Regions from separate parts of the Homo sapiens genome. Here region 2 is linked to region 1. A link is a contact called in ENCODE Hi-C or POLR2A ChIA-PET data. All regions are on one chromosome and are shown on one strand. Each heading gives the region's core, a stretch centred on a gene start or an enhancer-like site at or near the end of the contact. The rest is flanking DNA. Distances are from core to core; before and after follow the strand shown.

Region 1 (6,113 bases), core at 1,650-4,149:
CTGTAATCCCAGCACTTTGGGTGGCCAAGGCAGGTGGATCACCTGAGGTCAGGAGTTCAAGACCAGTCTAGCCAAGGTGGTGAAACCCTCTCTCTACTAAAAATACAAAAATTAGCCCAGCATGGTGGTGCAGCCTGTAATCCCAGTTACTCAGGAGGCTGAAGCAGGAGAATTGCTTGAACCGGGAGGCGGAGGTTGCAGTGAGCCGAGATCGCATCACTAGACTCTAGCCCAAGCGACAGAGCAAAACTCCGTCTCAAAAAAAAGACACCTGTCATGTTGGAGGCACTCAATAAATACTGGCTGAATGAACTAATGATCTAATGCTCTGGACTAATAATATATAATAGTATATAATTGACTATACGTATTGATTCAAATCAGCACAATCAAAAACAGTGGCAAATTCCTGTGTAAATACATTTTAAAAATATATTTAATATTGTACTATTTCACATGATATGCATGTGTTCAAAGGGACCTCAAAAGAAGCATGTTTAATAACTCTCCAACAACTACGGGGGCAAAGTGTATATTAAAGCCATCATGTATGTCCATTACTATGTGAGGCACTTTGGGAAATAGAAGGAAGAGTACACAGTGCATGCCCACAATGAAGAGTGCACGCGCACAGTGCATGCATGAACCCTGCCCACCGGTCTCAGAAGCCAGGAGTAGGGATAGCCCAAGCATGTCAATGTGACCACAGATAAAACGTTACATAAAAAGCTAAGGAAAATATAAACCAAGTAAATACAGGTCTTAGAAGCATATTTTCTTCTTAGCTTACTTTATTGCACACTTACGTCTTAAGTTTGTAATTAAGTCCCTTCTCACTACATGCAACAATATAGCTGAACTCTAAATTAGTGCTTATTAGTTGTAGATTACAGTATAAGCCAGTTTTGAAAACATAATCTAAAGGTAATCTCAATTAGCCAAAAAAAATCATCTCCCAATTAGCTAGAATAAAGAAGGTATTTTACATATCCAGGTAAAACATATTTCATACTGTAACATAATTTATTCAAATCGTCAGCTTTTAAGTTATTCTTTGCCTGTGAGGCCAAGGGGCACGCCACTTTGCAAACGTTTAAATGGTGAATAAAACACTCTTTCCAATCAACAAGCAATCTCACAAGCAGTGGTTTAAAAATGTCTTTTTTAAATAAAAACTGTGCATTCCAAAAATTAAAATCTTTCAAACAACAACAAAAATGGCACGCTGATTAAACTTCATTTTAGATTCTGCAGGACACTTGGCCCAACTTGGTTTTACTCTAGATTTCACTGCCCTCCCACTCCGCTAAGTCTTTCACCAACATTCAAGCTATTTTCCTTCCCTGCCAGCCAGACAGGCGATGGGAGAAGCAGGCGTGGCCTCCATTGTCAGCAGGTCTTTGATGTCAAAAGGGCAGCATAGTCCTTTCAAACTCATCCAACGTGTTTGCATCTAACCAAGTTAAACAAGTAAAAGAAGTAAAATAAGAAAGCAATGCTTGTAGAATGTACAGTAGATATTGGTGGCACATGCCTGTTTAAGATTCGCCTGCTTGCCTCTCCTGTTCGATAGCTGCGACCAGAAAAAAACAGAAAAGGAAAAAGATGGAGTGGGATGATTAAGGGGTTTCAGTACAGCCTAATATGGATGGGATGATTAAGGGGTTTCAGTACAGCCTAATATGGAATTAAGGGGCTTTCATTTGCAACATCTTGTCATATCCTAAACGTTCTGCAAGTGTACCTAGCTAGGCATGTCATAATCAAATAAAAAATGTATATTGAGTATATTAAATAGCCGTACATTTTCAGTGATAAATGTGTTTGTATATTATTATAGCGCATTAAATATTGCATTATTAAATTAATGAACCCTGTGTTCATGCAACCTTCCCCCTTAAGGATCGCCCTATTGTTTTGTTTGTTTTTGTTTTGGTTGAGATGAAGTCTCCCTCTGTCACCCATACTAGAGTGCAGTGGCAGGATCTGGGCTCACTGCAACTTCCCCTCCCAGGTTCAAGCAATGCTTCTGCCTCAGCCTCCCAAGTAACTGGGATTACAGGCGCCCTCCAGCAAACCAAGTTAATTTTGTATTTTTTGTAGAGACGAGGTTTCCTCAGGCTGGTTTCGAACTCCTGACCTCAGGTGATCCCCGCCTTGGTCTTCCGAAGTGTTGGGATTACTGCACTAAAAGTTATCTGATTTTTAATTAACCTTTGCAAGCCACATTCACCAACTATCTGCTCCTTGAGCGCCCTCCCCTGCCTCCCGAATTCTTCCCGTGGCAGCTCCCAGTCTCCCGCCCTCCCACCGCCCGCTCGCATTCCAGCCTTTCTAAAGATGGGGGAGGATCGGAGCTTACTTTCTTTGGAAGACAATGGATTCTTCTCTTGCGTTTCTGTCTTCTTCAGTTTCGACTTATCGAATTTCTCGATCTCAGCCATACCAGGTTTGTCAGACATGGCTGCGGAGGAAGCCGTAGGGAGCAATCCAAAGTGAGCGTGAGAAACAGCCACCTGTCCGGGTCTCTGTACTGGGAACTGTGCTTCTGCCCTCCGACCCGCAACCTGAGAAAGCCCTTCTCGCCCTCCGTCCCCTGCTGTTTCGCGCTCATGAGCTTCCTCTTTCCACAGAAAAAGAGGCGACACCTTTCCTCAAATATTTGAAAACGCAGGGGACCAAAGAGGACAGATCCCTCTCAAAGTGGAATGTTCCGGAATAAAGGAATTTGACCCCTGTGAACTGTTAATTACAGCGTTTAAAATTAAAGGCTGGCTTGGAAGAGAATAGGAAAGCCACTTCCGCGTTCAAGTGGTTAAAATCGGGCAAGAATTCCTAAAATGGAGCCCAGGTCGCAAAAGCACTTCCATTTTGTAGCCACGGCCTCTCTGCAAACAACGCAGGCCTGGTCCTGCGCCCGCTTTCTAGTCTTCTCACGTAGGCGGAGGCTGCAGCTGGAGCTTGCGACAACCGCCCTACCAGCTTCCTCGCCCGCGCCACACTGCAGCCCAGCACACAAAGCGCGGCCCGGAAGCTAGTCCTGCCGGCGCTCTCGGCATTTCGGCATCCCTAGCACACATGCCTCTGCAAGAAGGGCTGTGAAAATGTCACAGCGCAGCGCCGCCGCTGCCAGGCTGCACAGATGCAGCCCGCAGAGCCGTCTGAGGCTGGGAGACGGCTCGGGGCTCGGGAGATGAGTGAGCCTCAGAACAAAGGATCTGTCTGTTCCCACATCTCAGCCTCCAAGACAACGCACAATACCTTTGAGAGCAAACACTAAGAAATTTTTTTTTTTTTTTTTTTTTTTTTTTTTTTTTTTTTTTTTTTTTTTTTTTTTTTTTGAGACGGAGACTCGCTCTGTCGCCCAGGCTGGAGTGCAGTGGCGGGATTTCGGCTCACTGCAAGCTCCGCCTCCCGGGTTCACGCCATTCTCCTGCCTCAGCCTCCCAAGTAGCTGGGACTACAGGCGCCCGCCACTACGCCCGGCTAATTTTTTGTATTTTTAGTAGAGACGGGGTTTCACCGTTTTAGCCGGGATGGTCTTCATCTCCTGACCTCGTGATCCGCCCGCCTCGGCACACTAAGAAATTTTAACACGAACCCTCCGAGCGGCAGTACATAAACGCCGGTTTATTTGCTTTGTTCTTAAATCATCGATTTCCCCACCGCATTACCCAGCATCTAGGGTGTTTCGCATCCCCACCTCCCCAAGGCAGCTTTCCCGGGGATAATCACTCGGCTTGGCTTTAGGGGATGTCTTCACAGGGACGCGAATAATGAAGGGGCAAGCGCGGCATGAAGGGGAGGGTAGAAGGAGTAAGGATGCAGGGGCCCTGGGGCTTACCTAAGCCAGGCGCGTAAGGGAGTGAAATCTAGTCTACACAGTGTCCACCGCGGAGTTGCCAGGACGGGATGGGCAGGCGCTACTTTATAGCCCTCCTATGTAAATGAGTTGATGTCACCCACAGGCCCGCTTAAGTCTTTCGCTCCACGTCTCGGAAGGGCGTCTGAAAGCTGCCGGGCGGTTGGGGAGCCCCAACGCCACCCTAGGTGCACCATTGCCCCCTAACCACAACGATGGCGAAAGATAAAATGAGCAAAGCACCTTCCAACACTTCCTTCAAAACGCATTTTCCCCTTTTACAACAGGAGCGTAAAAATTGCTCTTGCGGACTGGTGCATATTATTTAAGGGTCGGAGTAATACCTAGGGTAACAGGCATTGTTTTACTGAGAAACTGGCTTTACCTACTGAGGACATACGCACGCAAAGGCGCGGTGTCCCTCCCTGGAGTGCCTGGTCAGCTACAGGGATATCATTCCTGTGACTCAGCTTTCAGACCAGTGGAGGCCTATGCGCCCCACCCCGGACCTCTTCCTCACTGGCGTTCCTCTTGCCTTTGGCAGAAGGTAAAGCAACCCTCAGTGATTTTAAAAGAGAAACTTTCAGCCTTGTAACATCCATATTGTTTCATTAGCATAATTTTTGTAGGCACTCAACAGTAATATTGAGTGTAGGGTAATATTGTACTCTACACTCTGGGTGTAGAGTAATTTGTCTGGAGTTTATAGCTCCCTCTTAGCAAAATAAGTCAATTTGAAGCTCTGCCATTGACTTACTGCCTGACAATGAGGAAATTCTTTTCCTTCTTGTTTTTTATATTCATAAATTGTCAGAGTGATTGCTAAGAAGGACTGTGTTGAATTCCAAAGACTATAGTCCCATTACCTCTAACATCATAAGATAAAATTCAAAAATCAAACTATATTTTTAAGGGAGTGCTTCCAGCACTAGGACATCTCCGAAGTGCAACTGCATCTGGAAATATAAAAGATTTGGGTAGAGGGAAGCACTTTTCAAAATGACACCTGACTGTGAATTCCAGTGACCCACTTGCTAATGGAAATTAGTTACAAATACCATGTCCTGCGCCTGCAAATGGCGTGTGAAAGGAAGACCCGCCGGTTACAAAGAGGCCTAACTGTGATTATTTCTGAGACAAGGCAGTGTGTAAAATATTTCTTTTTTTCTGTAACCTGAGCAAATGTTTTTTAGAAATCCGTTGCTAATTATTTTGATGGCACAGGTTTTTGTGTCGCTGGGGATTAGAGTCACAGACTTCCCCGTTTCTTCAATTGCTTGACTTCCTTTTTCCTAGGGAGGAAGAAGGTGGGGATGAGCAGAGGCAGGTGCCATCTGGTTCCCTAGGTAATGTTCTGCTGGGTGGCTGCCTTCTTGCCCTCCGAATGGGGCACAGGACCTGTTCGTGCGTGCACCGAATGTCACCTGTCTGGTAACAGTCCCCCTTCCCTGTTCCATGTTGGGAGTCCACTTCATCGTTGAAACAGAAAAGATCTTGCAGGGTGGCTTTTCGCCCGTTCAGCCTGCAGCTGCCGTTGTACCTACACCGTTCCCGCAGATTCTGCGATTCCATTTCCCCTCACCCAGCTGCTGTAGAAAGTCATTTATTTCCTCCCCATGTCTCCTGATGACAAAGGAGTGCCACTACCTTCTTGTGGCCTCTTCTCCCAAAGGCTTTTCTCAGAAAGGGTTAGGCCTCACTGAATCAATTCCCTAAAGGAGACGGTCGAATGCAAACTTGGAAACGTCTGGAGAAGTTTTCCAGTGCGGTAGCAAGCAGCTTTCCACTGTGCGGAGACACCGATAGGCAGGTGGGAACAAAGAGAAGAGAGAGAGGTGACCTGCTTAAAAGAAAAGAGTTCCCTTGATTGGGCTTGACCTGCCAACTGGTCAGGAAACCTACAGAGAATGGAAAGGGAAGGGTTGTTCAGATACAAGGAAGTGCAAACCAAAGGAATATTTTTAAAAGTTACATGACTGGCCATGTGAATGAATCTTTTTGTGCTAGAGTTTTCTCATCTATAAAATGGGTTCATTGCAGTACCGACCTCACAGATTGGGAGGATTAAATGCTCTGGAGTGCATGACAATTAGTAAGCTCATTGCACTGTTAGTATTATTAGGATGGAAGGTTGGGGACAAAATAATAAAGTAACTGTTTTACTGTTTAGAATAAATTAAACATTTTAGATGTCTTGATATTATGATTTGTCTTATAAAGTACCAGTAAAAATCAGGTCTTTTGTTAGTTT
Region 2 (6,113 bases), core at 1,866-4,365, 820 kb before region 1:
AAGGTGGCTATACAGAAGGCACAGTCTGTCTGAAAATCCATTCACATAATTAAGTAGGAGATGAAGACTCTCCTCTGAAAAAGTGTAGTACTCAGACAAAAACAAAAAACAGCAATGGATTTGAACTCAACTGAACATATTTTTCCCATTTAGGAATAGAATACATATTGTTAAAAATCAGAAAGTAGTATAGAAAGAATACATTCTGGTTTACAAACTAAAATTGTGTTGCTTAAACTTGACATTCACATCCTAAGACCGGCTCTCACCATATTTGGAATTTAAGTATATTTTAACCACATACGCCTGTCTTCAGAAGGAGGACATTAAATGACTTAAAATATTTTTATATTGCTACTTCATTTGAATGCAATATTCACAATATTCGCTCAGCAACTTGCATTATTGACAATATTCAAAGTTTTAGGAAAGGTTTGAAGTGTGGAGTACCAATTAAAATGAAAGAATGTTTAAAAAAGGTCATTCGGTCATGCACTTGAATGTTTACTTTTGTGAGATCCTTTTTTGTGGTGTAGAAATAAAAGCACAGTATTCCAAAGAGATTTTAAAGAGACCCCTGCACTTGTGAAAGCAATTCTCTGATGGCGAGTCAGTCAAAAGCTCCTGTCTTTGTGGAGAGACTATAAGCTTTCCACAAATTACTACACACACAAAAATGAAAAAGCCAAATTCACAAATTAAAAACAAATCTGTATGCTTACCATTAGTCTACATTCCAGGCCCAAAACTGTGAACTTTCAAATTCCTTCAAGTCTGCTTGTAAATTTTACAGCATCAAGATAACATAATTATCTACCTTATGCAGCCACTAGTCCCTTACCAAGTATCTGTTATATTCTTAGGTTTGGGTAAAAATCAGCTAGGTTACTGGTTTTAGGGCCTACTGTATATGAAGCATTAGTTTATTTAAATAAAACACAAAGAAAAGAAAAATTCTTTCACCAGAGCAGAAAACATCAAAGCAACTTTAAAATGGTATCCAAGCACAAACATTATTATGAATATGCAATTATCATTCTAGTGTTACACACACACACACACACAAAATCAAGCCTCCGATTTTAATCCACTGATTTAAAACTGATGAAGTAATTTTCCACTTCCTACAATGGCCCTGATTATGTTTTTACATGTCAAAGATACTCTTTAAAAAGACTACATACACACACACACACACACACACACAGACACACATACAGAAATATGGAATGCATGTGTGTGTAGAATGCATTCATTGCATTGTGTAATAAAATACCGGATTTCTAATCTGAGAAAATACATCCTTGCAGAGGTCTCCATGAAATTCCTATATAGCCATCCCCCAACCCCTTAACATTTTGCTCATTTCCACAGGAAAATCTATGCTAAGGATTTGATGGATTACTGCTAACATCTTCACCAGGGCCAACTAAAGGTATGAAATAATTCTCCACTCTCCAAATCTGCCCTCACAAAACTGTAGATTTCTTTGAGATCTGATTTCTCCCAGCTCTGCCATCCTCTAGGAAAAGGCTCAGTGCGTTCATTGAAAGCAATCAGGTCTCTTGTAGTTTCTGCCACTTTGTTTTCATCAAAGTCAGGTGTTTGCACCCTGGCCATTTAATTTCTAGTTGGAGAAGAAAGAAGCTATCCAAGGATTTCTGAAACACGCACTTCTATGTTGCCCGCAGAACGACCACACAAACTGGCAATTCCGGCTTCGTGGGGATAATGAAGTCTCCCTAAACTTCTTATTTTGTTTATTTTTCCTTTTCTTTGCTTTTGCCTCCCTCACATCACAGGAGCGACTGATTCTGAAATGGAAGCTTATGCACACCACCCCACTTTTAAGAAAATATAATGCAACGCGGTCTTATGTAAACCCTACGGGCAATGGATGCCTTCAAAAAGCATAAGATTGGAGTACACAGAGAAAAAAACATCCCCCACTCCCCACACACAAAAAAAATGAACAATAGAAAAATAAAATAAAATAATAAAATAAAAATAATATAAGCCATACTACCACCTTGTGGATTCAGCTCGCAAGGACGTCACCTGCTTAGTTTCAAAACCCCTACCCAACCCCCACCCCAAATTTCTTAATTTGGGTCCAAATGGTAAATCTGGATCCTCCGTCCTTGCTCCGGGCAGTCTCGCCCAAGCCCTGGGCTGAATTCGTGACTTGGGGGCCCAGTGCCCCAGCTAGCTGCAAGCTCGGGCACATCACCAGGCCCAAAATCCCGCCGCCACCTCCTAGTACCCTTCCACGCTGCCTCCTACACCGCCTTCCCCTGCATCCCCGAGATAGCAGCCGCACATACATGAAAAGAGGCCCACACCTGCGGTAAGGTGTGGAAGAAGCCAGAGAAAAGGAAACCGGGAAAAAAAAAGAAAAAAAGAAAAAGCCTTCTCAAGAAGGGGAGGGGTATGATGCGTAGGACATCCTCCGGGTTCACCTCGTTTTCCGAGCGAGACATTTGTTCCCAGGGTGGTCCTAGGCAGGCCTCTGGGGTGCAAGGGTTGCCCTGACGCCCCCGCTCCCGCTCCCGCTCCTCCGGGTACAAAGGGCCCTGTGTCTGGCGGCGACTAGGCTCCAGAACTGTACGCCTGGGCCCGGATTTGCGCGCGGCACGGGGCCTAGATACCGGGGGCGCAAAGCTCGCGACTCGGCTCACTAGACCCCCGCCGAGGGACCCCAACCTACCGGTTCTCCGAGGGGCGAAAGAGCCAGGTCAGGCTGGGAGGCAAGGGGAGGAAAGGGCGTCCAGGAGACCGCCTGAAGGATGAGAGTGTCCCTGGGGTAGATCGGCCTCCTGGAAAACCGCAGGCAGAGAGCGCCACCGCGGAGTGGAAGGCGCAGGCCGGAACCTGAACCTCTTGTCCCACAGCAAGCCCCCAACCCACTCGTCATCTGCAGCCCAGTGGCACCTACCTCCCTCTCCCCACGCCATCCCGGCCCGCGCTTCCGCAGGTCAAGCCAAGCCGCTTCAGGCGCGGGTTGGGTTGCCCCAGCCGTGGCAGTGGGGAGGGGACGGGGCTGAAGTTCACTCTCTCCCTGCTTCGTCTCACAGCCCCTAGCTCACCCGCCACCGTCTCTGCCGCCTCCGACTGTGCTCTTGGCTGATCTTCGCTTTCAGTTCCGCCTAGGGGAGTGGGAGGGAACGGAGCCGAGCTGCGCGGGAATTGGGAGGTGGGAAGCGGGGGAGAAGAGACCAGATGAAATCGGCCCGGGTCAGCAGAGAGCCTTGAGATGGGATGGTGCGGGAGGAAGGAGCGGGTGGTGGTTGCCTTTTCTAGGGCTGTGGGGATGGTGTGCCTATTGGAACGGATTCCTCAGACCCCTCCCCCATCCCTACCTTAGGGACTGGCAGACCCGCAGGCTTAACACTCCTCCGAACCCCCGATGGGAGAAGGGGTGTTCTTAGTGGGCACCGACTAGGGCTCCGGATCACCTGATACCTAGACCAGGGCTCCGGGCGCCTGTCTTTTCGGCTTCCAACTTTTCCGCTCCTCCGGAAAAGCGGGCAGTTCAGAGATGGTGCCGAGGGTGGCAGCGGCAAACCGCCCTGCACCCCCATCTAAGGTCCAGGCCACACTCAAAGGCTTCCGAAGAAGCAAAACCACCAGCTCTACCCCACTTTTGCGGCTTGCCTCACCACTCCCACCCACGTCGTAACCCACACACACGGGAAAGGGGTGCATGGATACCGCTCCCGAGTTTGGAGGAGCAGCACGGAGCTACAGTCATTTCATCTTCACGCGGGGTTTCCAGCGCGCCCCGATCTTTCTCCAGCCCAACCAAGCCATGCCAGGTCTAATCAATCACTTGGATTATTTCGTGCATCCCCCAAGCCTTATCTTATCCGAGGCCAGGAGATGAAGGAAGGGAAAAAAAAATCTCATAATGCAACCCCAACCAAGCTTTATTTCCCCTTTTCTCTCTGGTTAATGGCACCAACCCCCAACCCCAGCCTCCCAAAAGAAGCACCCCAGGCAGTGGTGGTTTTCTTAAAGAAGACGAGGGCTTTGGAGTGGGGAGAAAAGAGAAGAAAAGCCTTCCATGCTCACAGTTTGCAGAAGTCCTCCTGCTTTCGCCATCTCCAGCCCTGGCCTTTTCCCTCCTTTTCCCCTGTACTGCATGTATGTGTGTGTGTGTACATATATATATGTGTGTGTGTATGTGTACACTCACAAACTCACACATACGCATATATATGTCTGTGTGTATATATATATATATTTTTCCCCTCCTTTCCCCGCCACAGTCTTCCTTTAATTTGTATGGAAGGCAGCGCTACTTTTTAAACACACCGCACATGGCCCCAGAGCTGTTCAAACAGCTGATTGCAGCAAAATGCTTCCAAACAACATTGGTGGTCTGCATTTTTATTTTTAAGTGAAAATAAAACCAAATGTTCCTGTGGAGAGATTGCATGTAAAAGCCATACATCGATGTCCACATTCCCATCCACACCAAAGAAATGGAGCGAGACAGATGGGAGAGAGTCCAGCCCAAATTGTCCAATAATAATAATAATAAAAGGAAAAAATAAATAAATATTAGATGAAATGAAGCTCAAATATCGCCAGTGAGGCTTTCCCTCCTTTGCTGGAGAGCCACTGCAAGTCAAATTGTTTAAACGGCTTTTTAAAATAAGGATAATAATATGCGAAAGACACGTCTTAAAACTGCACCTACCTTAGCTGTGGAAGACCTGCATCGCCGTTAAGAGTTCTTTTTACACATCCAAATTTTTCTAAGGAACCTGAAACGCAGTATGATTCAGGAGGATGTATTGAAAGCCCAGGCGCCTTCCCCTTCGGGAACCCCCCAACTAGATTCGCTCATCCAGAGGAATGCAAGAGCCACCAACATTGCCGGGTTTGGAGGAAATTCATTGTTTCTGCTGTCAATAGTGTGTCCCCGGGCAGAACAAGCATTACAATTGAAGCAGGAAAGGCCGAGCTAGTGGCTGAATAAGAGCTCTGTACTAACAGACAGAGATGGGAGAAAGATGTCTCTGCAAGAAAAAGAGAGCTAGGGGAGAGAGGTCCTTCTGCTTCCGGCGCTCTCCTTCTGCCATTGGACCAAAATGAATGAAATTTACAAACCCAGCAGCCAATAGATCTCCAGAGTCGTCCCAATCGCTACAAAACCCACGTCCACAGCTACAACCTCATGCAAAGAGCAACTAATCCCAGTGCAAACCAGCTGTAACAGAGAGATCCTGGGAACCCTGGAGATAGAGCAGGGTACCCAGATGCGCACAGCAAACCTTCTTCCTCTTTGCTTTTTTAGGAATCTCTAGGTACTCTCCACACCAAACATGATGTCGTATATGCAGACATCTTTAACTGTTTAAGGTCACAGTCTCCAGCAGTCCCTATGTCTGCGTTATTGTGAGTCAATTGGGAAGCAATGATATTAAAAAAAATTTTAAGAGCAGCGAAAATTGGAATACAGCTCTGTAAAGTACAGGAGCTTTTTATGCCGAGGTTATGGTTGAAAGAGGATGAATGAAGGCTTTTTGTTTACTTCTATTGTTATAATTTCATGATTTGGATAAAATATAGGAGGTGTGCTTACCAAGAGGCAGTTGTTTCTAAATACTCCTCATTTCCCAGGTCCAGGAGGTTATCTTTCCCAGGGAGTTTCAAGTTGCAGGGGGCGAGGAGGAGGGTGTGACCCCTGTATTTAAAATTGGGTTGGAGAAAGTTGGCTTGAAATTGACAATGCTTAAAGTTCCCAGTATTTAAAGTTGGCTTCAAGAAAGTTGGATTTAAATTGGCAATGCAAAGATCAGAGTACATCATAGAATGTTGTGGCAATGAACACAGATTCTAAAATGAGATTGCTTGGGTTTAAGTTGCATGTGACCTTAGGAATGAATTTTAATATTCGCCTCCATTTCTGCATCTGTAAAATGGAACAGATAATCTCCATGTAATATTGTCATATTGATTAGCTGAGCTAGTGTGTGGGGCCTGCTTATCTTCACAATATTTCATGGTGATTACTTTTATTCTACCTGGCTATAAAAGTTAGCTTTTCTTAAAATTATTTCATTGCCCATTAATTCATTTATGGAAGGAAAAAAGATAATGTCCAC

The links. Hi-C counts contacts between places; a loop is a spot of excess contacts on that map. ChIA-PET counts read pairs that join two places held with the same protein, here RNA polymerase II (POLR2A). Pooled maps may share reads with other maps.
Region 2: a loop to region 1 is called in a pooled map, with 5 times the contacts of the local background. The contact joins the promoter of NLGN4Y here to the promoter of TMSB4Y in region 1. A Hi-C loop is called at or near these places in 1 of 50 pooled maps. POLR2A ChIA-PET finds 5 or more read pairs at or near these places in 3 of 52 experiments (H1 and WTC11).

The regions. Positions count from the first base shown.
Region 1 is chrY:13,700,685-13,706,797 of GRCh38, reverse strand. TMSB4Y (thymosin beta 4 Y-linked) reads right to left here and starts at 2,899. Exons shown (of 2, transcript NM_004202.3): 1 at 2,363-2,899; 2 at 774-1,573. The coding sequence starts at 2,462. The coding sequence ends at 1,539.
Region 2 is chrY:14,521,531-14,527,643 of GRCh38, reverse strand. NLGN4Y (neuroligin 4 Y-linked) reads right to left here and starts at 3,115. Exons shown (of 7, transcript NM_001365588.1): 1 at 2,936-3,115.